Linked DNA regions of Homo sapiens: region 2 is linked to region 1. A link is an interaction called in ENCODE POLR2A ChIA-PET data of the cell type or tissue named here. Cell type or tissue: OCI-LY7. All regions are shown on one strand. Links, peaks and the distances in the headings refer to the core of each region. The heading gives the core; the rest is flanking DNA.

The links. ChIA-PET counts read pairs that join two places held together with the same protein. Peaks named below come from ENCODE experiments on the same cell type or tissue, not always from the same donor. Only the 100,000 strongest peaks of a DNase experiment are listed, where the experiment ranks them.
Region 2: POLR2A ChIA-PET joins it to region 1 with 5 read pairs; 5 of 35 experiments call an interaction of 5 or more read pairs at or near these places.

Annotation. Positions count from the first base shown.
Region 1 is chr1:8,453,621-8,468,744 of GRCh38, forward strand. It overlaps RERE (arginine-glutamic acid dipeptide repeats), which reads right to left. Exons shown (of 23, transcript NM_001042681.2): 11 at 12,305-12,403. Among named protein-coding and RNA genes, the nearest start is that of SNORD128, 34 kb to the right of the region's middle. RefSeq lists an enhancer at 6,008-6,905. In OCI-LY7, for the core only: a CTCF peak has its summit at 11,544; DNase peaks (open chromatin) are centred at 4,361, 7,891, 9,631, 11,571 and 1 weaker place; H3K4me3 peaks cover 2,807 bases; H3K27ac peaks cover 6,881 bases.
Region 2 is chr1:8,688,987-8,704,110 of GRCh38, forward strand. All of the region lies in intron 1 of RERE (arginine-glutamic acid dipeptide repeats), which reads right to left. Among named protein-coding and RNA genes, the nearest start is that of RERE, 120 kb to the right of the region's middle. RefSeq lists an enhancer at 1,693-2,193 and silencers at 4,184-4,478, 12,233-12,332, 14,048-14,667. In OCI-LY7, for the core only: no CTCF peak of the experiment used is centred there; no DNase peak of the experiment used is centred there.

The DNA.
Region 1 (15,124 bases), core at 3,749-11,748:
CATGGTGAAACCCTGTCTCTACTAAAAATACAAAAATTAGCCGGGTGTGGTGACACACACCTGTAGTCCCAGCTACTGGGGAGGCTGAAGTGGGAGGATCACTTGAACCCGGGAGGCAGAGGTTGCAGTGAGCTGAGATCACACCATTGCACTGGTCCAGCCTGGGCAACAGAGCAAGACTCTGTCTCAAAAAAAAATTTTTTTTTAATTCATTTTCTAAAATTCTCTTTTAAAATTGGATAACCAAGCTTACTTAGCTCTGTCACCCTAATTAATTAGAGGCCCTATCTGAAAAAAGAAAATGAGTAATATTTAGGATGAACATGTCTGTTTGGAAAACAGTTTATTAGCAAATGTGTGACACCTCCACAGATTTTAATATTAAACAGTGGCTCCCAGAGAAGACTCCAAGCTGCTGTTGAGGGGAGCACAAGGGACAGAAGAGCACAGAGCATGGCTGCAGTGATGGGCCATCCTTCCTCCCACTCTGGTGGAGTCTATGGTACTCATTAGCCTGCATCTCTGTAGCCTAGGAGATTTGGTTTCATTACTGTCAATGGCAAAGCTTAGAAAAATAAAAGTATGATCAAAACTTACAAATCAGCTTCAAGGGAGATCCCAGAACTTTCAGTAACAAAAGGACACTGTGTGTGTGTGTACGCACACATGCATGTGTACACGTGTGTTTTCAAATTTCTTAAACAGGAATGACTCTGTTAGCTTTAGATAAATCATGTGGCCAATTTTTCACCTGGGAAGTGAAAGGATGGGGCAGGCAGCAGACCAAGATGGGCTTAATCCTGACCTCCTGTCAAACACAGCTGCCAGCACCTCAGAATTTTCCCCTTCCCTTTCCTTCTCCTTTTCCTATAATTTTTTAGATTAAAAAAAAAAACTTAAGACTTGCTGGGTGTGGTGGCTCACGCCTGTAATGCCAGCACTTTGGGAGGCCGAGGCAGGTGGATCACAAGGTCAGAAGTTCGAGACCAGCCTGGCCAACATGGTGAAACCTCATCTCTACTAAAAATACAAAAATTGGCTGGGCGTGGTGGTGTGAGGATGTAATCCCAGCTACTTGGAAGGCTGGGGCGGGAGGATCGCTTGAACCTGGGAGGTGGAGGTTGCAGTGAGCCAAGATCGCACCACTGTACTCCAGCCTGGGCGACAGGGTAAGACTCTGTTTCAAACAAACAAACAAACAAACAACAAAAAAAAACCCCCACAAAACTGAAGACTCAAGAAGGGGAGTGGGGAGATCATACTTTCTTGAGGCCACACAGGTGGCAGCCAATCTGAGTACTGATACCCACACCTCTGACTCTCAGGCCAGTTTTCTCTCCACAAACCACCAGGCCTGTTTTTCCTGCTTCTGCCCACCAACCCACCCCAAAAATGAGTTTTCCATATAGGAAAGAGAAGAGCCTGGCTTATCTTCTTCAGGAGGTAACTGTGCCTTCCCCAGAGAGCTCAGGTGCCAGGACGTCAGCAGCCCTCAGACAGCAGAGCCAGGAGGGACACGGGGCAGTGGTGACGAAGCTGTTCAGGGCAACTCTGGGCATCCTCCTATTTTCAGAATAACAATCTTCCTGGTGTTCTTAGCAGCATGATTCCTTTTTTTATTATTATTTTTTATTTTTTAGAGACAGGGTATCGCTCTGTCACCCAGGCTGGAGTGCAGTGGCGAGATCACAAGGGAGCACGATTCCTGAACTGGGGGAACAGTGCTGAGTTGTATGGGAAGGTGTGTTAGAACAGCCAGATTCACCTGTGCTGCCCACTGAGCTCTTTCCTTCTCCATCACTCATTCTCCCATAATAGAACATCTCAACCACACGTATCATCAGTACACATCAGGTGATGTTGGCAATGAACGAGTTTTTTTAATTGGAATTTAGAAAATAAAACCACAAACTGGAAGGAGTTGGTTGCTCCTTCCAAAGCAAGCTACTGAGAGGAAAAGAACAGGGACACATCCAGTTAATTAATTCTCCCTAGACGGTGGCAGCTCAAGAGCTCAGCCAAAGAGGTCACTGCACTGAAGCAATGTGAGGTTTCTCTTCTGTTCCACCCACTCAAATGATATTTTCTTATTATCAATCCTGCTCCAGGTGCTGGGCCAGGTTCTGTGAATACAAAAAGAATTAAACTACAACCCTGCCCTCAAGACTTCCTAGTTTTGTGTGGAGGCACCTAAATGAACTTGTCAAACCAACCTGGTGCAGCAGGGCCTGCAAAATGCAGTGACGTCCCGGCCTTCATCAGTCATGGGCCACTCCTCATTCTAAAGTGCCTCGTGAGCACCCTAACCTCTCAGAAGAACGAGTGTTGGGGAAAGAAGAATATCAGAACACTACTAGGGAACATTAAGCTTGGCCCAGCATTCTAGTTAGTCAGTGCACGTAGCATCCATCCTCCAGACATTAAGAATAATCACCACAGGCCTAGAGCAAGCAAATGCCGGCCGACAAGGGAAGCTGGCCTCTTCTGTCAAACAGCAGTATTAGAGGGACTCTCCCCTGAGCTGAGTCTCAAAGCCAGGGTATTTGACTCAAGAAAGGAAGATTTTTGAGATGACTCTTTTCATTAGGTGTTATAATTCAGAGCATGACATCTACAGTTTTAAGTTTTCCACAGTGTTCACTTCCTGAATTAAAATTTGTCAGGACAGGCTGATAACAAGAGTAATGACTGCTCCAAGATAGAGGTAGAGCAGGTACACTTTTCTTTCCAGGTATTTTCTTGCTCCTACTCAGGAAAAACAGCTCCTCTCACAAATGCTGAATTTATAGTAAACTTATGTAGTAAATATTGTCTAAACCAGTTACAAAACAAAAACGCTTCAATCTTGACACAATGAGCAGCTGCAGAAGTCAGAGGAATGCATGACTCAGAGTCCTACATAACTGAAGCCGTAAAAACACTGTTATGAGAGATACAATGTTAGGAGAAAACAGAACAGCCCTCAAGAATTCCTCATTAATTTGATAATGTAATTTAACTGTGAGGTACAAAATAGGAGTGAACATCTCTGGTCTAAGATCCTGGTGGCCTTCCGACTTCATCTTCTCCATCCACTCCGGGGCATCTTTGCTCTTCCTGGAACACACTCAGGCATGCTCCCACCTCAGGGCCTTTGCACTGTTTCCTTGGCCCAGAATTCTCTTCCCCTATGTATCTGCAAGGCTAGCTTCCTCACTTTTTAAGGTCTTTACTCAAAAGTGAACTCTCCATGGCTACCTTAAGAAAAAGTTCAACCCCTCTACCTGGTATTTCCTATCACTTTCCTGCTTTTAATTTTTTCAGGACTAACACACTATACATGTCACTTAGCAAGACTGTTTTAATCTATCCTCCTTCCCCACTACAATCTCAACTCCATGAAGGCAGAGAATTTTGTCTGTTTTGTTCACTGCTGTATCACCTGGCAGAGTGTCAATGCTCTACCAATATTTCCAGAATGAAAGAATGAATGAATTTCAACTAGTGAGCTAAAATCAGAACTGAATGAGAAACTTGGTAAGTAGGAAGGAATCATTCTATCTTCATGTTCACACAGTCAACAATCACAGGAAGAGCCAAACCGACACCAAACTCCTCTGCAAGGAATGCAGAGCCAGACAGACAGATCCTGAGGCCCCATGCTCAGGTGGTGAGGCCAATATCAGGCACTGTCTTTCTCCCCTTATAACCACCAAACACATGCTGCTTCCTGATAGCTCAGTACTTTGCCTCATAAATGTGGAAAACACACTAGAATTCACCTATATAAAGGTACTTCGGAAAAATGTCTTAAGGCAAGTGCAAAAACAAAATCAAATCTAAGTGTCAATTAGTTGCATGCAGGGTGTTAGGAAAAGAATAACAAAACACTACTAGAGAAGATACAAAATAGGCTGGCACTCTAGTGAAGATGGCAATTAGGGGGCTACCAAGGCCATCACTACTTCTACCTAAGGGAGACTTACTTACTTACTTTATATATTTATTTATTTATTTTTTTGAGACAGAGTCTTGCTCTGTCACCCAGACTGGAGTGCAGTGGCACAATCTTGGCTCAATGCATCCTCTGCTTCCTGGGGAGGTGATTCTCCTGCCTCAGCCTTCCATGTAGCTGAGATTACAAGCACGCACCACCACGCCCAGCTAATTTTTGTATTTTTAGTAGAGACGGTGTTTCGCTATGTTGGCCAGGCTGGTCCTGAACTCCTGACCTCACTTGATCTCCCTGCCTCCGCCTCCCAAAGTGCTGGGATTACAAGCATGAGCCTCTGCGCCTAGCCTAAGGGAGACTTTAGATTTAAGACAGAAGTATGCCAGGAGAGAGGAGGTAGCTTTAAATGAATGACTTCCTCTCATGGTAGGGTTCTCATTTTTCACTTCCTGTTTCCTTCTCCCAACATTCAATTCCAGTTACCAATGTAATATGTCTCACCTGTGAAAATGTAAGACTCCAATGTCACTATACGTAGAATGTTCTAAGCACACGCATTAAAACTGACTCCAATTCTGTTGCTAAGAAACTGCACAAGAAAAGGGTTTTCCATCCTCTTCGTTTATAAAATAACCACTGTCTATGGGAGAACAAATGCAATCTCTCAAGTCCCCTTGTGCCTTGTTCTCATTTTTTAAATGAACAGAGAAAGATGATAGAGAGTGGCTGAAAGTGTATGCTATCTCCATTTTTTTACATGCCCTTGAAAATGAGATGGAAACATGGCTTCAATAACCCACTGCTCTAGTATTTATTAATCTTTCAAGCTGAAGACTCCCCCCATTACTCCCCTTACTCCCCGCTCAAGCAAAAATGAAAAATATACCGTCAAAAGTACTCTTCGATTTAAAAAGATTATCCCAAGCAGCCAGGAGTAATTTAAGGTGTGCTTATATTCAATGTGGGGTTACTTTCCAGGTCTCTGTATAGCCCTGATGTCTAAACACAGACGTGTGCGCATGCGCGCACACACACATATACATACACACACACGGCCCTAAAGAACAGCACAAGGTATGCTGGCTTTTATTTTTTTAATCTAAAAGTAGGGCTGGGGATGATGGACTTAAAAAAAGTACCGGTTAAAGACACTAAGAAAAGAATAATCTTGTTAAACACAAAGAGCAAAATGGGCATACTAACTTCTTTGACCACAGCATAAAGAGGAAGCCTAGAAAGTAGTGAGCCGTGGATGTGAATGGAAAGGTCACAGCTGAATCTGTACATTTATCCCAGAGGCGACTTCTACTGACATGAACTACTGAAATACATTTTTGAAATATCTCTTCCCTTCTAATAAAATGCTTGTCCTATTTCATTTACTAAAGGGTTTTAAAAATACATTTCTCTTTAGAGCTTGTTAAACAGTAGAATCTTTCTGCAAACTAATTGACAGAACTGACTGCCTTACACCAACTTTTCTGTGCATATAATTGATTTTTAATTTGCTGTCTCATTTCCGAAAGGACTTGACAATAAACTCCATTCTATCCATACTATTGACTTCTTTAAGCAAGGGTTTGGTTCAAAGGCCGATGGGAATTAACCATAGGAAAAATAGTCCAATTTTATTAATAGTTGGAACTTCAGGCAAATCTCACTTGAATCTACATTTTTCTTTTTTAATATTAAGGGCTAATTCTCACTATAGGTCACATTAAGAATACATAATATGGAGTAATATGTACATACGTGTAATATATCAACATTTCTATTTCTCTTATTTTTCCTACTCTCATATATACAAATTTAGTTCTTCATAAGAAACAGTACCACTGTCATTTAAAACTGGAGGAAGGGTGGTTAGTAGAGAGGAGAATCTACTGTGATTCAATTTAAAATGTACTAAGTACCTACTATGTGATGCAGTAGATACATTGTATCTATATTTTGGGTTAATGGCAAAGGTTCCAAATGAATTGTAAAAATTTTCAAGTTATAATTTCTTTAGAAAGATAATTTCAATGTTCTGACTCAACTCACATGTATGCAAACCTGTACACATACGTAAGTTGACAATGACATAAAACCACGTACGTACATAAACAAAGACCAGAAGAGAGCAAGAAGCCAGCAAATGAGACGATGAAGCCAGACACTGTGAGACGACGTGTTAGTGGTGAGGTTTTAAATTCCCTTTAATGATTTTAGGATGTTGTTCTAACAATAAAAAAAACAATCTGCACAAAACCCTAAAAAGAATAAGAAAGTGAAAAGGTTCGTACTAGATGACCTACAAGACTCTCCTATCATCATTTTTGAATGACTACATAAAATGGTCAACAACTCTGGAAATTTTACCATTCCTAAAATAAATATAACTAACCCTTCCCCTATATTGTGGATGTAAAATTTTAAAACAAAATCACCAAGATTATTAGTATCTGAAATCCACGTAACCATAACTACAAGCTCTGAGAGCCTCTCTCCCTCTTTGTCATTGTCCTCCTTGCTGTTTTCACCTCCACAACCTCCTGCTGCTATTGGATCTTAACGGGGATTTTGCTGTGAATTCCATTTTCCTCAGCTGCCATGCAAACAGTAAATAAAATTCATTGTATTTTTGCCCCACTAAGCAGCCCCGTCTTCTGGCACATTCAGATGCCTAGCTTGAAAAGAGTGAACAATGAAAACAATGTTTTCTCAAGCAGACATTCCAAAAAGGGCATAACAAAGGCATCTGGAGATGCTGCTGGGGAAAGACACCCTGCAAATAGTTGTGTGTATTCTGTGTAAGTAATTCCTTGACCGGCCGCACGGGTTCACTGGATTACAAATATTTAGAAAATTACTTTGCCATCTCATGTCAATTTTGAAAGAAGGATTTTCATTTATATTTATGATAGACTGAGCTTTAAATTGAAGGAAGATTTAGATGTTTTAAAATTTATGAGCTTGTAAATAAATCCATGTACATGGCCAATTAAGGTTTATCACTACCACAGATTAACTATTTTTGGATAAAAATTTCAGAGCTTATTTGTATCTAGATTGTTCACCTCAATGTATTACATCAAAATTGATATAAAATATTTAATGGGTAGTGTATTTCAAGATAAAAGCTATAGTTACCCAAGATGAAATAAAAACACCCTGTAGTAACATGGTAAGCAACAGAACCTTCACTTTGTGCAACACCTGGATTGTTGCGGAAAGCGAATTCAACATGAAAATAATTTTAAAAACCAAAACGCAGCTAAGTGGATAGGAAGCAAAGAGTGAGATGCACAGCTCACTGGAGCACCCAATCTTACAATCTTGCAAGTCAAACCAAACTCCACAAGGAAAATGCAGGCCCTGAATTTTAAAAAGAATTCAATTAGCATCCCCAGTATTTCCATAATCAACAGCTGAATGCTAATTAAGAGCACAGCATCAAGCGGCAACGGAATCCCAGTGCAATAAGCACCAACACAACAGCAGCAAATGCTACCTTCAGCTCGCATGCATAAATAAACAGAATTAATAACCACCCAAGCATGGAAGGGTGACTTAATCTGTTTCGATTAGGTGCAGTTCAGCCTGGGGCCTTTATGTTATATTTGAATGTGTTCATCATGTTTAATTAAAAACCTAATAATCTAAGATTTGTTTTGTTTGGGTTTTTTTTTTTAATGTTTTAATCTCTATTTCCTCCTCTTTATCTTCCTAAGTTCTACCAATCTGGATGACTTCCTGAAAAGGAACAGTATTTTTAGCATAATATATGTGAAATTGATTAACCATCAATGTAACTCTCAGAGGCAGAAGGCAGCCATTTACTTTGGCTCCACCCTTACCCATACCTTGGTATTTAAAGCTTCACAAACTGACCTAGCATTTCTTCCAAAATGCTTCTCTGATCAAACCAAGTTTACTTAGCCTGAAAGACATGACCCAGGTGTTGCTCACAGACACTCGGCAAAAGCAAAATTAATTTGCAGTATCCGGTACAGAATTTGACAGAAACTGGCACATTTTGGCTTCAGTTCAAGATTTGAAGTGTCTCAGCCCCAAAGCAACTTCAATTAGGAACATCATACACGCACACTGTCAGAGAAATAAACTGAGAGTTTGAGATGAAAGGCCTCCTATTGTGTGATTCTGAGGTCTAAGATCTCCAGAATTCATGATTATCTGAAAGACCTAGGAAAAAGAGGTCAGGTGATAGGAGGAGGAGGAAGAGGAGAAGGAGGAGTAGGAAGAACAAGAAGAAAGAGTTTAATGTGTGAGCTTTTTCCAAAAGTACTTTTATTATTATTATTTTTTTTGGAGACAGAGTCTTGCTCTGTTGCCCAGGCTGGAGTGCAGTGCCATGATCACGGCTCACTGCAGCCTCTAACCCCTGGACTCAAGCGATTCTCCAACCTCAGCCTCCCAAGTAACTGGGACTACAGGCACATGGCACCATGTTCAGCTATTTTATTATGTTTTTAATTTTTTTGTGGAGACAAGGTCTTGCTGTGTTGACCAGGCTCCAAAAGTAAAATTTTTAAGGTTGGTTTCTGAGGCATGTAAAAGTTTTTCTCTTTAATGTGCTGATTCATAACTATTAACTATTAAAAGTTTTAAAATGCTGGATTGAAGACACTCAATTATAGTGAAGAACTTTTTAAAAGGATTACCTTGAACAAAGAGTCATCAATATTCTTCAAGCCTCTCATATGGAGAGAAACTATCTTCATCATTAAGTCCTTACCCTTAATAAGTTTACAAACTCGGAGGACAATCAACTCAGAAATAAGACCGCAAGGAATGAAGAGCTGGGGATCAGAAGTCAGCACGAGGAGGCAGAGGATGAACTGCCAAGCGAGTGACGCGCAGAGGGGAGACAGTGCGAAGAGGGAGCACTGGCCGCGGGATGGGCCAGGAACCGAGCTGAGACTGGAGAACGAGTAGGGTCTGCACTGGCATGAGAGGTTAGTTTCTTCATAGAGCAGCAGGCCTGCCAGGCCCAGGAGGTGCAGAGGCCCAGCCTGTCCGCTGCACAGCAGGGAACTCACACCTTCAGGTGCTTATTTCACCAACCCTCTCACAGAGCAGCTGCTTCAAAGTATTCATGTAAAAATGCCAAGGGAAACCCGTTCATCAAGACTGTTGTAGTCAGATCAGACACTGGGTAGTTAGAACAAATTAATATGCCAGCGGCAGCGAAGTTTAGTAATAAGTAGCCAGGCATTGTGGCTTGCCTGTAGTCCCAGCTGCTCAGAGGCTGATGTGGGAGGATCACTTGAGCCCAACAGTTTGAGTCCAGCCTGGACAACATAGCAAGACCCCCATCTCTTAAAAAATAGTAATGATAATAATAAAAATAATAATTAGAATGTTCCAAGTATATAGAAAACTGGGAGGAAAAAAGGGGGAGGTAGGCCCATGTATTTATGTTAGCTGGAACACATTTGTTTTGCTTATTCCTGTGATTCCTGAGGTGAGAAAATGTGGTAAATTTAACAGAAGGGGGCCACATGAACACAGCAGGTGTTTTTTCACAGCCAAAGCCAGGCGAGGGTAAAGAGGGGACTGCCTTGTTGCCACATAAATCTCTTCAAAGATTTGATTTGGATCCATTCACCAGAAGCTTCCTTCAACCTCTCAATTATTCAGTCAGTCTCTCTTCTTCACTGCTGAGGTTTTCAAAGTGAAGCTTCACTTCCTACACATAAGGGAACCATTTGATCCTGAGGCTCTACAAGGGCTGGATGGCTGCCAAGACATTTTTCAAACCAAGAAGCAAACATGATAAAAATGACCCCAAACGGATACGGATGTATACAGTTAAGGATCATTATTCCATACTCAAAATATTCACCACTTTGGAGTCCTGTTTTGTTTTTCAAAATAAACCAGGCTCTTTCTGATGTGCAAAACTTCCCTCTCAGCTCACAGCGACAAATCCTCAAGCAGCAGCAATGGGGAGACAATCAACAGCTGCCTGATGTTACAAGCAGGCGCTGCAGGAAAAGGAAAGCAGCTTTCTCTTCAGCAGGAAGAGAGGACTTTGGCTGTGTATTTTTAAAATTCCAGAGGGAATGAAAGGTCACAAGAGAAATGAAAGAAGGGAGAGAGGAGAGCCATGGCTAGCGAGGGGCTGGGAGGCATGAGTGAGGAGTGGGGAGGGTGGGAGACACCAAGAAGAGGCAGGGAAGTGGGGAAGGAGAGAGGACGCCAAAGGGCATGGAGACTGAAGAGAGAGGAGATGGCCAGGAACTGAGGGAAATGCAGAAGCAGAAGCAGCCATGGATTGCAAGCTGACAAGGCCCTGAGGCCGCCTAGGCCAGGCTGAGAGGACTGAAGACAATCTCACAAAGGGTGGTTAAACGACCACAGTCTATACACTTGTTCCATCCTTTTCATCTCCTTATGTGTTTCTTCCACACAGGCTTTTCGCAGAATTTTAAAACCTTGTCAATCAGATCTCTTATCCACTCCTCACATAAACAGGCTTACAGTAAAAAAACAGTATCACTACGACTTCTCAAAACTGAATTTAACGTTGTCTAAACATTTTAAAATGTTTAAGATGTTTCTTTCTCTTTAATAATAACGTTAAGATTTTTATGGTTTTGTTTGTTTTAAAACAGCTTCATGAACTCTGTAAGTCTGATAAAGTTAAAGTCTTAAGGAACTATTCAACAAGCACTCCATTACCAAACCCTAGGGCCATTTCAGTGCATCTCAGCTCCGCCTAGCTTTTCCCATTCCTCAGCCCTTGCCCACCCTCACCCACAGCCATTCTAGGAGCAAATTCTCTTTTCTCTACCTTCAAGGTGCAGCCTGGATCTCGCTGCTTCTTATCACGACCACTGCTGCCACACCACCCAGCCACCAGTCCCAGCCTGGTGTGCAGCAACCCCCAGAGACCACCGGACTCAGCGGCCAGTGTGAGCCCCACTGTCGGAGCAAGTCACTCCTCTGTTCAGAAGCTGCTCATGTGGGGCACATCACCATGCCCTGACAGCAGGCCAACAGGTCACACCTGATCTGCTCCCTCTAGGGCACCCCTCCCACCACTCCCCTCCTTGCTGTGTTGCAGAAACATTCCTGCCTACTTCTTGAACATGCCAAGCATGCTTTCACCTTAGGGCCCAGAATTCTCTAATATCCAAAAGGCTGCCTTCCTCACCTTACTAAGGTCTCATCTAAATGTTACTTACCAGGACTTTCCTGATCCTCCCTTAGCTAAGACAGTACCCCACCCAGCTGATTCTCCCTCATTACCCTATTCTGTATCTGCTTCACCACCCCCGGCACATACTCATTTATGAAGGTCTCCCCTCTTAAAACTTAAGACTCCCAAGGAGGGACAACACCTGGCACGCAAGCAGGCACTCAGTAAATATTGCTGAATCAATGAAAGAGCGGGATCAGGAAAGCACATACAATTTCTAAACATTCTTTCTTAGCATATTTTAAAATACAGGAGAGGAACTTGCAATCAATAGGTGTATTAGTGCCAGCCTTCATTTAAATTTCATTCGACCTGAAAGGCAAATGTCAAGCGGTAACATTCATACTGAAGACTGTATTTGCAAAAGCACAAGAAATCCGTAAGTCGTTTACAGCAATGCCTTTTACAAGTCACAAGATGGAGATGTAGCTTCATTAAAACTGTCTGCTGGATGGGAATCCATGGGTTTGCAAGGCTGTATCTGTGGGCACATTTCTCTCCCCCCACTTCCTTCAACAGGCCACAGCAATACAATCAGTATGTAAAATCCAGCATATTTATTTCATCAACTCTCTGCTTCCCGCTTGTAATCAATGTCCTTTAAGGAGGTCAGGGGTCTTACAAGCCCTATAAAAACAAGTCACCAAGCCAAGCATGGTAGAGCATGCCTACAGTCCCAGCTACTTAAGAAGCTGGGGCAAGAGGACTGATGGAGCCCAGGAGTTCAAAACCAGCCTGAGCAACACGGCAAAACCCCCTTCTCTAAAATAATTATGATTAAAAAAAAGACAAGTCACCAACCCTACTTTAGGTTATATGTCCACGGGTTTTAACATGCTGTCTTTAAATAGGGAGGTATCACAAGCTAGCTTGCACCAAAAACAAGTTCAAATTAACTTTTTTTAGGAGTAACTATCAATTTCTCCTTTCTTTCCATGAAAGTTGGACAATCTTTCCCGACATCTATGAAGCCTAATCTTAATAAAATCAAGTCTTTCTGTACAATTAAGGGGCTGAAGGGCCCCATCCTCCTGCCTGGCGCTGCCACGGACAGCCATTCTGCATGACTGAAGCTTCTGCTTTCCCTGAGCAGCAGGGAGGTCACACACTGAGACGCCGGTGGCCCGATGCCCCAGAGCACAAGGCAAATGCTGGTTCCTGCTCACCACTTCGTCCTCGGTCCAGCACTTCTCGATGAGCTTGGGCACAGGCTTCTTCACCAGGCGCTGCAGGGCTTTGCCAGCATCGTAACCGCTTTCATGCAGCTAAAACAACAACAATTATAGTTAGCTAACTGCACCAAATAACAGACAGGACACAATCGATCCAAGGCAAGCTCCTCATTGACTATCTCCCACAGAAGAGTCAGGAAAGGGGCACTGAGACTCCATCATTTCAGTAGGCGCAGGAATTTGTTCTCATCCAAGACCACCCTATCCCAACCCCTATTCTACTCACTCTGGGAGAGGGAGGCAGGCAAGGCAGAAAATATTTTGGCAAAGATAGGAATAGGATTCCCCTATATTCCCATAAAGCAAACATTTAGGGAATGTTTGGCCCCGCCCAGTGCTCAGGACATTCCATGCAATCATTATCTTACTTAATCCTATGGGGAAAGTATTCTCTCATTTAATCTACGGTTTAGGAGCTATCATCGCCCTACTTCACAGATGAGGAAACTGAGGCACAGAAAGATCAAGTAAAGATGTTCACCACACTGAGCCAGCAGGTGGTGAAGCCAAGACTCCAACCCAGCCAGGAGGACCCCTACTCTTGCCTCATTCTCCGCAAAGCAGCGTAAAGTCACACTAGATTATGTTCTTTCTTTTTAGCATTTCTTAAGTTTTTTGACTGTGCTAATTTCACACAAAAACAAAATATTTAAAGTGGCTAAAATTTAAGAGCTTTTTAAAGAAAGTAAGTCTGTAATAGTATGCTAGTTTTTCAGTACATATGAATAAAGATGCAGGTTTATCTACATATTCCCTTTAGGACCAGACTTGTTTCTTGTCAAAGCTAATCAACTTTTCTCACCCTGCGTCTTTTCAACCCTGTGTAGTGTCTGGCACCATGGACACCTTCCCACCTCGCAAAGATGCTCCAGACACTCCAAGTTTCTGAGTTCCAACTTGCAGATAATGTAGAGAAACAGCAGGTACAAAGATCCTCCTGCTCTATCTACCTCCCCATACTGTGGCTGTCACTCAGAATTCTCATTGGAAATCCACCTTTCCTGTACACATCTAGTCTTCTTACACAAAGATTGGCTTTGTCTAAGACTTGCATCTCCAGTGCTGAACACAGTCCATAGTATAAGGTAATACTCCAGAAAAACTTGCTAACTTCCTAAATAAAATACTAGGTTCTGGGACACAGCAGTAAACAACACAGAGATCCCCGTTCTCATGGAGTGGACGTTCTGATCTTTTCACTCGTGCTTCAATCTCTTATTTTAACAATGAGCCAGCATTTGCCGAACATTCAGGTCAAGTAAAGCTGAACATTCAAGACATGTAAAGAATAAACCTTAATAAGTCACAGTCCTTATTTCCAGGAAACTTACAAATTGGTACAGATACAAAACATACAAAATGACAAGATCAAGTAGGTTGTAATAATTACTCTTGCTTAGGTTTAGGCAAAGACCTATGGAATCACAAGAGGAGACAGCCATGTGTTTCCTCTTTCTAACAGAAGACTCCGGAGGACATGCAGATGCCTTCCTGGCAACTGCTGGAGCCCCTGGGCTGGGCACACAGTAAGCTGGCAGTGGTAAATATTTGTTGAATGAAATCAATAAATAAATGCTGAAACACACACTGCAAGTCTCTCTTCCAAACATTTAACTGCCAACAAAAGGAATATCACAAACATTCATTTTCTTTTATTTTTTTCTTTTTTTTTGAGACGGAGTCTTGCTCTGTTGCCCAGGCTGGAGTGCAGTGGCGCGATCACGGCTCACTGCAAACTCTGCCTCCCGGGTTCACGCCATTCTCCTGCCTCAGCTTCCTGAGTAGCTGGGATTACAGGCGCCTGCCACCACGCCCGGCTTATTTTTTGTATTTTTAATAGAGATGGGGTTTCATCGTGTTAACCAGAATGGTCTCGATCTCTTGACCTCGTGATCCACCCGCCTCGGCCTCCCAAAGTATTGGGATAACAGGCATGAGCCACCGCACCCGGCCCAAACATCCATTTTCAATGCTCACTCAGCAAAACAGAAAGTATTAAAAATTTGAATTTCCAGAGCATTCTCACAGTTTAGAGGGCACTAATTTATTTTAAATCAAGACTGGGAAGTCCAGGTTGTACATTAGCTATAAGAATAAATCAACTATCTTAAAACAAAACAAAACACCTACAACAATGATCAATACTGGATCCCACTTGGGAGTGGTGGTGCAATGAATAAATATTAACTTATTTATTTTTATTATTATTTATCAATAAATTCGTATTTATTATTACCATTAGACTCTTTTAAAAATAAAATACTATTATGATTTGCAAATGTTTGAAAACTATCCAACCTAGGCTTCTTTCAGACGTATAAAAAGATCTGAAATAAAGTCAGATTCTCATACTTTGCCTAATATCCAGAACAAGCAGACATTTGTCAAGTTCTATAACACAATGGGGGTTTATAATCACAGGTCAACGTGGATTGGAACTGAATAAAAGGAAGAATTACATGCCTATTTAATGCAAAAAGCACACATTTTAGTGATAATTTGAAATCAAATGAAGTTGATCAAATCATAAATTTTTAATGAAAAGCTCATGGCAAAATTAACAACTTTTATAAGAGGTAATTATACTGTATGGGGTAATTATAAGAAAAGTATGAGGCTAGGCACAGTGGCTCACACCTGTAAGCCCAACACTTTGGGAGGCTGAGGTAGGAAGATTGAGTTCAGGAATTCAAGACTAACCTGGGCAACATAGTGAGACCTCATCTCTACTAAAAATTTAAGAAATTAGCTGGG
Region 2 (15,124 bases), core at 2,473-10,472, 230 kb after region 1:
TTGTATACTTTTTAAATGAGTGAGCTATCTCGTATAGGAATTTTCTCTCAATAAAGCTTTTTTAAAAATCTATTCCAAGCTTTTAATCTAAAGAAATAGTTTTATCAAGTAAAAATTTGATTTTTTTTTTAGTTTCTTTGTTGAAATTTCAATGGAAAATGGAGCAAATTAAGTATGTTCTGACAGCTTATGAATATAAACTTTGTAGAGACTCAGAATTCTTTCAGAATGAAGGGCAGAATTAAGGATGGAGTTTTTGGCCTTTGGTTTGGTTGTTTTTCTTCTTTAGTTGACTAAAGTTTATAGTTTCTGGCATTCCTGCTTTATCCCTTTGATGAAGACATACTCAAATCACTTTGACTAAAATAAACAGCAATTTTCTGGTTGTAGATAGCCACAAATAACTCCTCTATCCTATTACAGACATTCATCAGCAAGACTGAGTAACAAACCAATACCTGTATAAAAATGAAAGGATACAATATCACAAGTACTAATTCAGGTAATATCACATTTCTTAGAGTTATGACACTTCAAAGAAATTTTATACTTCAAATCTAAACAGCAGGCCAAGGAATTCATATTTTTTCCCTGAGACAGGAAAGATAATTCAATAATTTCCCCACTGAAGTTTCAGTTCCCATGCCAGAATGTGAGAAGTGAGAGAGTTCTTCACCTTGAAAATCAAATCACCACAGGGACTAAAAATAAAGGTTATATTCTTCTAAGCAAAGCGATTATAAGACTGACAAATTAAGGTGCCCATCGAAGGAGCAATGGATACAGGAAAAAAAAAAAAAAAACTACTAACAGGCTTAGTTAGCCACTTCCAAAATGTAAACTGTAAATGTGGGAAACTCAATGAACTGCCCTACACTTGCATCTCATTTTGTGTAACCTGAGAGGCTAACATCTGTTCTGCCTCCTTCAGAAGGCAGCTGTAAGGATGGAACTAGAGGCCAGTAAAGGCTGTTCAGTAGGTCTAAAGTCTTCTGCCAAGAGAAGTATAATCCTCATTTCGTTCTCAAAAAGCTCAGTCTCTGTAGTAACATACTGATCATCTTCTGCAGGTATAAAATTTATGCTCTGTATTAGTCCGCCATAACAGAATACCACAGACTGGGTGGCTTAAACAGCAAAAATTTATCGCTTGCAGTTTCGGAGTCTCAGAAGTCCAAGATCAAGGTGCCAGCAGATTCACTTTCTCAATGAGGGCTCTCTTCCTAGCTTGCAAATGGCCACCTTCTGGGGCTGTGTCCTTACATGTCAGAGTGAGCACTGGTCATCTCTGGTCTCTCTTCCTCTTCTTATAAGGACACTAATCACATCATGAGGAGCCCCACCCTCAGGATCTCATCTAAACCTAACTGCCTTCCAAAGGCTCCACCTCCAAATACTATAGCACTTGGGGAACGGAAAGCTAAGGCTTGAACATAGGAATTTTGAGGCAATACAATTCAGTCCACGGCACTCGCCTACACAATTTCTTTACTGATTGTCTCTAGGCAGAAATTAAATCTTTGTATCGAGAGAGAAAGATAGTTTGAAAGGATGGCTTTAAAGGGGGCTGAAGGTAGCTTACTGAGATTTAGACAATGTAAAATAAAATTTAAGAACAGATGAGGGTATTTGGTGGAGAATAATAGCTAAGAAGTATTAAGTATTTACCTTTGTGGATAGTTTCCTTAGGTCACACACCTAGTTTCACGGGTCACACAGGCTACAAAGCCTTTACTTTTAATTATACAATATTTGCTTCTCTTTTCCTTGGAACAAAGGAAAAAATAGAAGAGGAGGAGAATCTAAAAGATGAAACCATGAATGAGCTGCTACATAAAAGTATGTATTCATGTTCATTTTGTACCTTTTGTTAGATGTGGCCAAAATTTTAGTTTATTTTTTATTTTTATTTATTTATTTATTTATTTTTGAGACGGTGTCTCGCTCTGTCACCAGGCTGGAATGCAGTGGTGCAATCTCGGCTTATTGCAACCTCTGCCTCCCAGGTTCAAGCAGTTCTCCTGCCTCAGCCTCCTGAGTAGCTGGGACTATAGGCGCGCACCACCACGCCCAGCTAATCTTTGTATTTTTAGTACAGACGGGGTTTTACCATGTTGGCCAGGATGGTCTCGATCTCTTGACCTTGTGATCTGCCCGCCTCCACCTCCCAAAGTGCTGGGATTACAGGCATGAGCCACCGTGCCCGGCCGGCCAAAATTTTACAAGCAAATGGCTCAAAGGAAACTTGATGAGTTACAGGATTCTAAATCTGTAAGTTAGAAAACAAACCACATGCTCAGAAGGTCTGGTTTTTTTTGGTACTAAGAGCTAAGAAAAGTTTATCTCTATGTCCTCATAAAGAAAGCAGTTTAATACGGTCAACAGCAGCCTTGGGAACCCCTTTATAAACCATTCAGTACACACAAACACTGTTCCACAAGTGTTCGCACAAGTCAATGGCCTCAAATCAATATAAGTAAAGCAAACCTGCCAAAAATAAGAAATGCAAAGCCTTCCTAGTCATTCAAACATAGATCTAGGGCTCACCAGAATAGGAGTTCTTAATGAGAGGGTTCATGGATAGGCTTCAAAGGCTACATAAACCATCTGCAATTTATGTACTCAAACAGTCACAAATTATGTTCTGGGAGAAAGATCATATATTACACCAATACTCAAAGAAGTCCCTGATAAAAATAAAGTTAAGGACCTGTAACAAGAATTAATGAACTACATAACCATCAGGAGAGCCTATCCAAATCATCTTAACAACCAAGGCACTGGGTACTTATATGCCACAATTAGGCTGATGTTAAATTCCAACAAGTAGCTAGTACTGGATAAATGCAGAGTCAAACGCTCTAACTTAGCTTACCCTGGAAGTAGTTCTAACCTCCTCTAAGAAGTGCACAGTACCTGTTGCATAGTAAGCCCCTGAATATGCACTGCTGCAATTATTACTGGATATATTACAAGCTCCAAGGACAGGACCAAATCTTCTGCATTTCTGAGTTCCTTGATCATTAAAATAAATGGTCCTCAATAAAGAAAGAAAATAATACAAACATTTAACTCTACATAGATCTAGCAAATAAGGACCTTAGCAGAATGGGTTTATTTCTAAAAACTGAAAAGCATCCCTTTGTTTTATAAAATGAAATGTTTTGGAAAACGAAGAACACAGGGAAACTGAGGGGAAATAACACTTACATGGAACCACTAACAAATTCATACTACGGTCATCCCTCGGTATCCAAGGGGAACTGGTTCCAGAACCTCCACAGATACCAATATCCAGACACTCGTATATAAAACGGTATAGTATCTGCATATAACCTACTCACATTCTCCCATATACTTTTTTTTTTTCTTTTTTTTTGAGATGGAGTCTCACTGTGTCACCCAGGCTGGAGTGCAGTGGTGTGATCTCAGCTCACTGCAACTTCTGCCTCCCATTTCAAGCGATTCTTCCGCCCCAGACTCCCGAGTAGCTGCGACTAGAGGCGCCTACCACCACATCTGGCTAATATTTTTGTATTTTTAGTAGAGACAGGGTTTCACTATAATGGCCAGGCTGGTCTCTAACTCCTGATCTCAAGTGATCTGCCCGTCTAGGCCTCCCAAAGTGCTGGGATTACAGGCATGAGCCACCGTATTCGGCCCGGTATACTTTAAAAAGAATCTCTAGATTACGTATAATACCTAATATAATATAAACGCTATATTTTTTAATTTGTGCTTTTTTCTAAACATTTTTGCCCCACAGTTGATTAAATCCGTGGACACAGAAGCCAAGAATACAAAGGGCTTAGTGTAGCATATTTTACATGAACCCTAACCTATCACTCTACCAGAATTATGCCCATTTAAAAATCTAATTAGATTGTATTATTCCTTTTTACATCTAAAGTTTATGCTTTCCGCTTACAAGACAGAGTATGAGGCACATGTAATGCATAAGATTTATGGTCCTCGTTTCTCCTGCTCCATGACAAATAGTAGAGAAAAATAAAAACTGTAACAGAGCTGGCATCGGAAATGAGCAGTTATATGAAAAAAAAAATTTAATAACTAAGAAGGGCTAAAATCCACTACACTGACAACACCAAATGGTAGCAAGTATGTGGAGCAACAGAAACTCTCATTCATTGCTTGTGGGAATGCAAAATGCTAGAGACACCTCGCAAGACAGCATGGCCGTTTCTTACAAAACTAAACATACTCTTACCATGGGACACAGAAATCACACACCTTCATATTTACTCAAAGGAGCTGAAAACTTATCTCACCACAAAAAACTGCACACAGATGCTTAAAGCAGCTTTATTCATCATTGCCAAAACCTGGAAGCAATCCAGATGTCCTTCGGTAGGTAAGCAGATAAATAAACTTCAGCACAGCTACATGATGGAATATTATCAGTGATAAAAAGTAGTGAGCTATCATGCTCACAGAGACATGGAGAAACCTTAAGTACATTTTGCTAAGAGAAATAAACCAATCTGAAAAGACTACATACTGTATGAGTCCAGTTATATGACATCTGGAAAGCAAACCTATGGAGATATTAAAAAAGATCAGTGGTGGCCAGGGGCTTGGGGGCAGAGAGGGAGGGATGAATAGGGAGAACATAGGGCATGTTTAGAGCAGTAAAGACTCTTCTATATGATATTGTAATGGTAGATGCATGTTATGAAACATTTCAAAACCCATGGAATGTATAACACCAAGAGTGAACCTTAACATACACTATAGACTTTAGTTATAAATAATGTATCAATATTGGCTCATCAACAATAACAATGTACCAAACTAATTCAAGATGTTAATAGGGGAAACTGGGAGTTAGGGGGGATGCGGGAACTCTGTACTTTCTACTCAATTTATCTGCAAACCCAAAACCATTCTAAAAACTAGTCTACTGATTTAATGTTTTAAAATTTTTTAATGTTTTAATCTACCATATAAAATAAAATGCTACTTATCTAAATGCTTAAATGTTAGGCCTGTTAGCAAAACTGAACAACACCAATTTTCTTTCCCAAAAAAAAAAAAAAAAAAGGCCAGATTGCTTTAATCCTTACATTTTCCGCACTTTTAGTTCTCCTTTTCCATTCAAAGAGCCAGGAAGTGCTAGCCAGAGCAATCAGGCAACAGAAAGAAATAAAAGGCATCCAAACAGGAAAAGAAGAAGTCAAGCTACTGCTCTTTGCTGGCAATATGATTCTATACCTAGAAAACCCTGAAGACGCCATCAAAAGACTCCTGGTACAATAAACAACTTCAGTAAAAGTTTCAGGATACAAAGTCAATGTACAAAACTCAGCAGTATGTCTATACACCAATAATGTTGAAGCTGAGAGCCAATCCAGAATGCAATCCTATTTATAATAGCCATAAAGAAAGAAAATAACTAGGAATACACCTAACCAAGGAGGGGGAAAATCTCTGCAAAGAGAACTAAAACACACTGCTAGAAGAAATGACAGGTGGGCTGGGCGGGGTGGCTCACGCTTGTAATCCAAGCACTTTGGGAGGTTGAGGCGGGCAGATCACAAGGTCAGGAATTCAAGACCAGCCTGATCAATATGGTGAAACCCCATCTCTACTAAAAATACAAAAATTAGCCGGGCGTGGTGGCACATGCCTGTAGTTCCAGCTACTCGGGAGACTGAGGCAGGAGAATCATTTAAACCCGGGAGGCAGAGGTTGAAATGAGCCAAGATCATACCTCTGCATTCACGGCTGGGTGACAAAGCGAGACTCTATCTCAAAAAAAAAAGAAATGACAGATGACACAAATGGAAAAACATTTGATGCTCATAGATTGGAAGAATCATTAAAATGACCACACTTTCCTAAGCAATCTACAGATTTAATGCTATTCCTATCAAACTACTAATGTCATTTTTCACAGAATTAAACAAAGTAATTCTAAAATTCATATGAAACCAAAAAAAGTACCCAAAGAGCCAAAGAAATCCTAAGGGGGGGGGGGGAATGCTGGCAGCATCACATTATCCAACTTCAAGCTATACTATAAGGCTACGGTAATCAAAACAGGAGGGTACAGGTACAAAAACAGACACATAGACCAATGAAACAGAATAGAGAACCTACAAATAAAGTCATAAACCTACAGCCATCTGATCTTTGACAATGCTGACAAAAACAAGCAATGGGTAAAGGACTGCCTATTCAAAAAATGGTGCTGGGATAGCTAGCTAGCCATATGCAGAACTGGACCGCTACCTTTTCCCATATATAAACATCAACTCAAGGTGGATTAAATATTTAAATGCAAGACCACAAACTGTAAAAATCCCAGAAGAAAACCTAAAAAACACCATTCCGACCCTTGGCTTTAGGAAATAATTTATGACTAAGTCCTCAAAAGCAACTGCAACAAAAACAAAAATTGACAACTGGGACCTAATTAAACTAAAGAGCTTCTGCACAGCAAAAGAAACTATCAACAAAGGGCCAGGCATGGTAGCTCATGCCTATAATCCCAGCATTTTGGGAGGCCCAGGGGGGCGGATCACCTGAGGTCAGCAGTTTGAGATCTGCCTGAACAACATGGTGAAGCTCCATTTCTACTAAAAAAAAAAAAAAAAAAAAAAAAAAAGCCAGGCATGGTAGTGAGCGCCTGTAATCCCAGCTACTTGGGAGGCTGAGGCAGAGAATCACTTGAACCTGGGAGGTGGAGGTTGCAGCGAGCTGAGATCACGCCACTGCACTCCAGTCTGGGTAACAGGGTGAGACTCCAACTCAAAAAAACAAAACTGTCAACAAAGTAAACAGACAACCTACAAAATAGCAGAAAATATTTAAATATCATGCATCTGACAAAGGTCTAATACCCAGAATCTATAAGGAACTTTAACAATACAACAAGCAGAAAACAAATAACCCCATTACAAACTAAGCAAAAGGCATTAACAGACATTCCTCAAAAGAAGACATACAAGTGGCCAACAAATATGATAAAATGTTTAACATCATTCATCATCAGAGAGATGCAAATCAAAACCACAATGAAATATCGTCTCACGCCAGTCAGAATGGCTATTATTAAAAAGCCAAAAAACAACAGACACTGGTGAGGCTGTGGATAAAAGGGAACAGTTATACACTGTTGGTGGGAACATAAATTGGTTCAGCCACTGTGGAAAGCAGTTTGGAGATTTCCCATTACCAGGTATACATGCAAAAGAAATTAAATCGTTCTACCAAAAATACACATGCACTCGTATGTTCATCACAGCGCTATACACAATACCAAAGACATGGAATCAACCTAGGAACCCACCAATGATGGACTGATAAAGAAAATGTGGTACAGGCTGGGTACGGTAGCTCGCGTCTGTAATCCCAGCACTATGGGAGGCAGAGGTGAGCAGATCACCCGAGCTCAAGAGTTGGGAGACTAGCCAGGGCAACATGGTAAAACCCCATCTCTACTAAAAAGATAAAAATTAGCCAGGTGTGGTGGCACACATCTGTAGTCCCAGCTACTCAGGAGGCTGAGGCAAAAGAATCGCTTGCACCCGCAAGGTGGAGGTTGCAATGAGCTGAGATTGTGCCACTGAACTCCTGCCTAGGCAACAGAGTGAGACACTCTCACAAATAAACGAACAAGGCTGGGCGCGGTGGTTCACGCCTGTAATCCCAGCACTTTGGGAGGCTGAGGCGAGTGGATTACCTGAGGTCAGGAGTTCGAGACCAGCCTGGCCAACACGGTGAAACCCCATCTCTACTAAAAATACAAAAATTAGCAGGGCATGGTGGCAGGCGCCTGTAGTCCCAGCTACTCAGGAGGCTGAGGCAGGAGTATAGCTTGAACCCAGGAGGCAGAGATTATAGAGAGCTGAGATTGCGCCACTGCACTCCAGCCTCGGCAACAGAGCAAGACTCCATCTCAAAAATAAAAAATAAAATAAAAACAGTTGAAATTATCAAAAAAAAAAAGTAAATAAAATGTAATGGAGGTACTAGTGAAAAAAATAATAAGATCCAAACTCAAATTGCTCCTGCACCCAACACACTTAAGAGTAAATACTGTTAAGAGTCCTTTCCATGAACATCTAACATATTGAGAAAGGTGAATATTTCATTACTGAACATTTACTCTAACCTATGTTAAGAATTATGATCTGTGGAAAGAGCACAGGCTAAGGAAGCTGCCTAGGTAAATAGCCAAAAAACATACACATAAGATGAAAACTTGTCTGCGTCATTTTCCTACCACTCAAAAAAGAAGGTAACAGTAAGAAATAAACAGCAAAAACAAAAAGAAAAAATTGTTCAAATGTTCAATCTAGATATAGGTTTTTCTGTATAATTTAATCAATTAATAAATAAATACACATGTATCTTTCTTCCCCCAACCACACCCCCCCCACACAACTTTTTTTTTTTTTTGAGACGGAGTCTCACTCTGTCCCCCAGGCTGGAGTGCAGTGGCGTGATCTCAGCTCACTGCAAGCTCCGCCTCCCAGGTTCACGTCATTCTCCTGCCTCCGCCTACCGAGTAGCTGGGACTACAGGCACCCGCCAACACACCCGGCTAATTTTTTGTATTTTTACAAAATGTTTTTCACCATGTTAGCCAGGACGGTCTCGATCTCCTGACCTCGTGATCCGCCGCCTCGGCCTCCCAAAGTGCTGGGATTACAGGCGCGAGCCACCACACCCAACCTACCACACACAACTTTCTAAAGTTCCTGGATAATGTTCTAAACTCTTTTTCTATGTTTTACATGTAACTTATGCAAGCCATTCACTTTACTAAGCAAATGAACAGTAGTGTCTGTGGCCAAAAATAATAAGACTTAAAATTTTGAGTCCTTCCAAAAGAACTTGTATTAAATCTTTGGAATAGAAAAAAAAAGTTCATATTAGGGAGTAGATCTGGGTATTGAAAGGCCTGTCTTTTTTTGTTGGTAATGCCAAAGAATGTCATCACACAAGACTCACCTTATAATATTATTTATGTATAAGTTATCAATTACATATATTTAACATTTTAAGTGAAAGCAAGTTTATTAAGAAAGCAAAGGAATAAAGAACGGCTATTCCTTAGGCAGAGTAGCCTATATTTAACATTTTTTAAATGTTTAAAATTATAAAGCTGGTGAGTAAAACAAAAACATCTTTGAGTGATACAGATCGGCAGAATTTCCCCAGCCTCATTCCTGAGAGACCACCACATAAAAATAACTTGGTTATCTGCTTCTGTATGTAAACTCAGGTTGTTTGTGCAAAACATAAACTGCCCCAACTAAGAAATCCTGAAGAACATGCAAAAGGAGGTACTTTCACTGTCATTTTATTAAAAGGCACACAAGTCACTACTGCTGAATATACCACTGTTTCTACCCAGCTATTTTAAAATTATTGGTAGATAATGTGGTGAGCTACTGGTAAATACAGCTGTGAACACAGCAGCACACACCATCTGGAGGCTTTTGACTTAAGCGATTTTTCAAATGCACAGTATATTTACACTCTTTTGTTCCTTTGAAGCCCACCAGTCACATATAAATGGACCCTTTCTTAAAACTACAACTACAAAAGCTCATTCATCTTGTGGAAAACAAGATATGAGAAACAAATCTAATTGTTCAGCTTTAGAACAAGTGATTATTTCAAATCATTAACAGCATAAATACTTTACTTTTTCTATTTTTATTTTTTTTAATAGATAGAGACAGGGTCTCGCTATGTTGCCAAGGCTAGTCTTGAACTTCTGGACTCCAGAGATCGAGATCTTCCCAATAGGGCCTCTCAAAATGCTAGGATTACAGACGTGAGCCACTGCACCTGGCCCCAACACTTTACTTTTATAATGATCTCCCATACTTACCCATTATATTCTTATTATCTTAACAAGAAGCTTCTGATTAATACTCTAAAATTAAATGTTTTCTTCTTTTTTGTTTTTCAATGAGACAGGGTCTTGCCCTGTCACTCTGGCTGGAGTGCAGTGGTGCAATCATGGCTCACTAACCTGCTCAGAAATTATGTTTGTAAGTTTCACGAATCATCATGCTCATTTTTATTTGTTTTGTCCTCCTCCACTGGAAAATAAATGCTATGAGAACAGAGACTTCATCTTTTTTGTATCTTCAGCAACTAAAACAGTACCTAGTACATAATTAGTGCTCACTATGTTAACTATTCACTGTTTTCCCATGCTAAGCATGGTCCTAAAGCATTTCGTAAACCCTCTAGGTAGACTCATTATTTTCTGGTATGAGAAAACAGTCACAGAGGTTAAATAACTTACCCCAGGTATCACAGTGAGTAAGTGGTAAACTAAGAATAGAACTCAAACTCAGACAGCCTAACTATTTACCACTACGCTGTACTGAATAAATTAATGAATTACACCAGAGTTCAATGATAACATTAAAAATTGAGTAAAATTATGCTAATTTTCCTATTGACTAAGCATCAACATTATTCTGTTTTATTACAAATATTTAAGTATGTCAACTATTTCATGGATTAATTAGATTTTAGAGGGAAAGTCTAAGACCCCAATCATCATTAATATGTGGAATTGGATAACAACCTGGAAAAAGACTTACAAATGAACTTGTGATATAACCTGTTTGAATTGGATGTAGGATACCTACTTCCCTCCATTATTCCTTGGATTCAGCAGTCTGTTGCCAATCTGAATGTTTTAACTTCTTTTAATTAGAGAAAACATTTTCTATATAAGTTACAATGAAATTATCACGTTTTCTAGAAAATACTGCACTCTACTGCTTCATTCCAGGTTGTCTGAAGATGGACCAATTTCTCCAATGAATTAAAAAGTATCTTAGTCTAAGACAAGCTCTCTTTCTACCCAGCCACCCCCACGAGATCCCACTCCGCCCCAACAACCCTCAGCCCCCATCTTCTATCAGCAAACTGGGCCTCTGACACAAAGGTACCACATTTATAATATCAGCTTTAGTCATAAACAGATTTCAATCAAGTTTGTTTCTACGACTTTTGCTCCTTTTTAAAAATGCAATGGATAGCCCAGGCGCAGTGGCTCATGCCTGTAATACCAGCACTTTGGGAGGCCGAGGCGAGTGGATCACAAGGTCAGGAGTTCGAGACCAACCTCGCCAACATAGTGAAACCCCATCTCTACTAAAAATACAAAAATTAGCCAGGCGTGGTGGCACACGCTTGTAGTCCCAGCTACTCAGGAGGCTGAGGCTGGAGAATCACTTGAACCCGGGAGACGGAGGCTGCAGTGAGCCGAGACCATGCCATTGCACTCCAGCCTGGGTGACAGAGTGAGACTCCAACTCAAAAAAAATAAAAATAAAAATAAATGCAGTAGATAATAACAGCTCTGGACAGTAGTATCTACTCAACAGGAAAGCAGACAGTAAAGAGACCAGACCACTGAGAACCCATGTCAGTCACATTACAATCTATGTTACAGCCTGAAAAGCCTGAAAAGACTCAAATCTACTCATAAATACTTTCTAATAACTTGAAACAATAACACTATAAAATATCAAGTTGGCCACACATGCCCCTGAGCAGACACGTCTAAAAGCTTCTATGTGCCACCCAGCCCATGGCCAAACTGCTGTTGGTCAATGGGTTGCTCAAGTCCTTTTGTACAATGTAACGAGAGGTAAGAGACAAGGGGGAAACATTCTAGCCACCTTATCTCCAATGATGCCAACATTTATTTCTGCTTGAGTTTTACAAACTAATCCTAGACTAGTTAACAAAGAACCCATTTTTCATTGTTGATTTTTACACAAAATATTGGCTTCCTATGTCATTATAAAATGGATGGCTCCATCGGCTTCTCAGCCTACACAATAGCAAGCAAAACCCTTTGGCCTTGGAAAAGCATGGTAAATATAATACCTACTAATAAGTTACATGGTTTACCAATTTCCTCAAAATCAAAAATAAATCTCTCACAAGTCAACTATTAAATAAGTAAACAAAAGCTTGTCTTGTTCTATCACTTGCTTAAAAGCAAGCACGGTGGCATGGGAGAGGGATTAAGAAACACAACCAGTCAAGTCCATAAAACCTTCAGTGTAAGATAAAACTACCCTGTAGGAGCAGCCAATGCATTCTGACCTAACAGCTGTACACAGTTGCACTAGTTAAAATGAAAAGCTAGTCTGCATCACACACAGGCAATTCACTGAGCCTTACTGATACGTTGATGGGGTTTACCATCACAGTCTTCCCTCCCCTAACCTACAATGTAAAAAATGAATTGCCATATAGCTGAAGGCACCGGGATGGGGGTGAGGGGAATACACACACACACACACACACACACACACACACACACGCACACACTCCCTCCCTCCCTCTCTCAGGCATTTCAAAAATAATCACAACCATGTAGATTGTAACATATCCTATACGCTATAAAAACACACACACAAAGGAAGTGGTACAGCTACATTACGTCAGCTCTTGCCTCAATTCATAAATGCAAAAACCACAAAACAAGACAAAAATCTAAACGGCCTTTTTCTGGAAATCTTAGAGTGAATGAATGTGGGTTAAGTCTTTAAATATGTTATTGAACACTTCTCGCAGATGCATTGCTTTCATCAGCCACGGGGAGGGAAAAAGTGTAATCTTGGTCAATTCTATCATGCAACCAGATCAAATAACATTTCAAGTGCAGCCTGCCAAGCGCCAGCGCCTGCCGGAGTACAATGAGCGCTCAACTGCTCTGGACTGAAAAACCATCTTTCACTGGTCCCAGGGATCTTTATAAAATAGTTTAAACACTACTAAATTACAGAGTTAGAAAAAAAAAATACAAGCTCAACTCTGCTGCCCCCACACTATTGTGAAGCTGCTGTTAAGCATCTAAAAATCTGCCTTGTGTAATTTACTAGGCAATGTAAATATTCAGAAAGGCAACTGCCTCTCAGAGCCCAAGTCTAACACATGCATAAAAATGTAGAGTTGGTTGTGCTTCTGGAAATAATTGCCCACAGATCAACGTGCTTACATGGGATATTGTTCCCATCTGTAAGGTTTCAAATCATGTCTACTTTAAATTTGGAGTTTCCAGAAAGAGGAAAAAAAAAAAAAAGCCAGAACTCAAAACAGTAATTTTGGCACAGAATTGTGAGGACTTTGTTAAATCTGTTCTCAACTTTTACTCAGTGTCTCAATCTTAAAACACAGAGGCACAAAGGGAAAATGGAATTTCTCTGTAGACACCCGTGTTCATTCACAGACCATTTTTTAGATTTTCCGTGTGGCTGAGAGGCCTCCAGCCAAACAATGCCCACAGAGCGCGGGGCACATGTGCGCCAGGGACGCTTAAGGGCTGCAAGTAAAACAAAGTAACCTATTACAGGAGTTTCCTTCTCAGCAAACAAAAAGTGGTCAAGCAGGTCTCCCTACAGTTTCAGAAAACAAGAGTTGAGTAAACAAGAGAGGAGAAACAAGGAAGACAGCATCCCACACTAAAAAATTCTTTTAACAATTTAAACGTAAAACAATCGTCAAGAGTACCTCCGCATTTTAGCTACTCTGGCAAAATAACAGTAGTTCGGTCCAAGAAGAAAATTTCATTTGTCACTTAAGTAGCCTCAAATCAAGTCCATCAAATTCATTTTATTTTTAAACTTGTTTATTCCACAGTAAAGCAATGAAGTTTCTGATCAAAGAGCGACTTCTGCATTATACTCGGCTTCAAAAGCACTTTCCTTTCAGAAGAAAAAAATAAAAATATATACATATACATGTATTTTTAAATAGTGTTTTCTCTCCCCCCTCAAAAAAATGTTTTCTGTTCGATTTAATTAACTGAGATTTCAAGAGTTTGGGGCTACTTAAAAACTAGTGAGCCCAACAGAAATGCAATGGGACACGGCAAATACTGACTCCCCGTTCCTGGAAAGCCATCATCATTCTTAGGAACACCCGAGTTCCATCTTTCTAGGGTCGGCTGGAACACTCCGTGCACCCACCCCGAGCCCCCCGCCCGCACTTGTCCAACTTTCTGGCCCGAGATTCGCGTCCCCCTCGACGCACGAGGCCGCCGGCCACTTGCCTGCGGCCCGCTGGCGGCGAGAGCTGAGCCCGCGGGCCTGGTCCTCCTCCTCCGGCGCAGGGCCCCGCCAACTCCGGACCCGCGGAAAGGGGCGGCGCAGGCGGGCAGGTGGGGGCCCGGGGAGTGAAGTGCACTTGCTAAAACAAAAGGAGGCCTGAGCGGCCGCAGGGCACCGCGGCGCGGGCGCAGGTCCCGGCGGCTTGGCGGCTCCGGGAGGCGGTGGCCGCGCGGGGCCCCGCCCGCGGCTAGGGAGGCGGCCGCCCTGGCCCGAGCCTGCTGCCCACGGCCGCGGCACTCAGCTCGCACTCCTTCAGCCCGGGAGGCCGGGCCAGCACTGCCACATGCCGGTGACCCAGACGCCGGGAGAGAAAGAGCAGACTCCCCGCGACGGCGGCGGCCGGCAAAACCCGGGCTGGAGCCCAGCCCGCTCCGCGCGCACCCCTGCTGGCCGCCGCCGCGGGCGCGCGCACACACAATGCCAGCTGCAATTTTATCTCCTTCGTTGCTTGGCCAGCCTCCACCCGCTCCAATCCTCCCTCCCCTCCGACAGCCGGAACTGGGAGCCTGCGTGATTGATGGCAGCTCTTAATAGCGTGGTCAGCTAGAAAATGCATCTGCAAGCAAGATATTAAAGAGGCAGCGCATCCCTGTGAGTGATCAGCATTTCACACATCCTAGAGCTGCCTCTGCTTCTGCCAGGAATATTAATGCCAACCACCTCTGACGTCTAATAAATGCAGATGAAACAACCAACAATCACAGACAAGCTAAACATTTATTTCAAAGATGCACCGGGAGAAAGCAGCATTGTTTCGTGTCAAAGAACACTTCTGACCCCAGTTTTCCTTACACATTAAGAATTCTCTGCAAGCCATTTGTTTAAAAATCTCACCAATCCCTTTTCCACAAGTAAATAAAGATCCATCTGTTAGACAAGACATAGCTTAAATTGTGCATGATTGAAATTCATCTAATAAGGAAGCAAAATAAGTGCACATTCCTTACCATGTGGCTTTAAATAAACATATAACCTACCAGCTACCAGATTCCAAACTC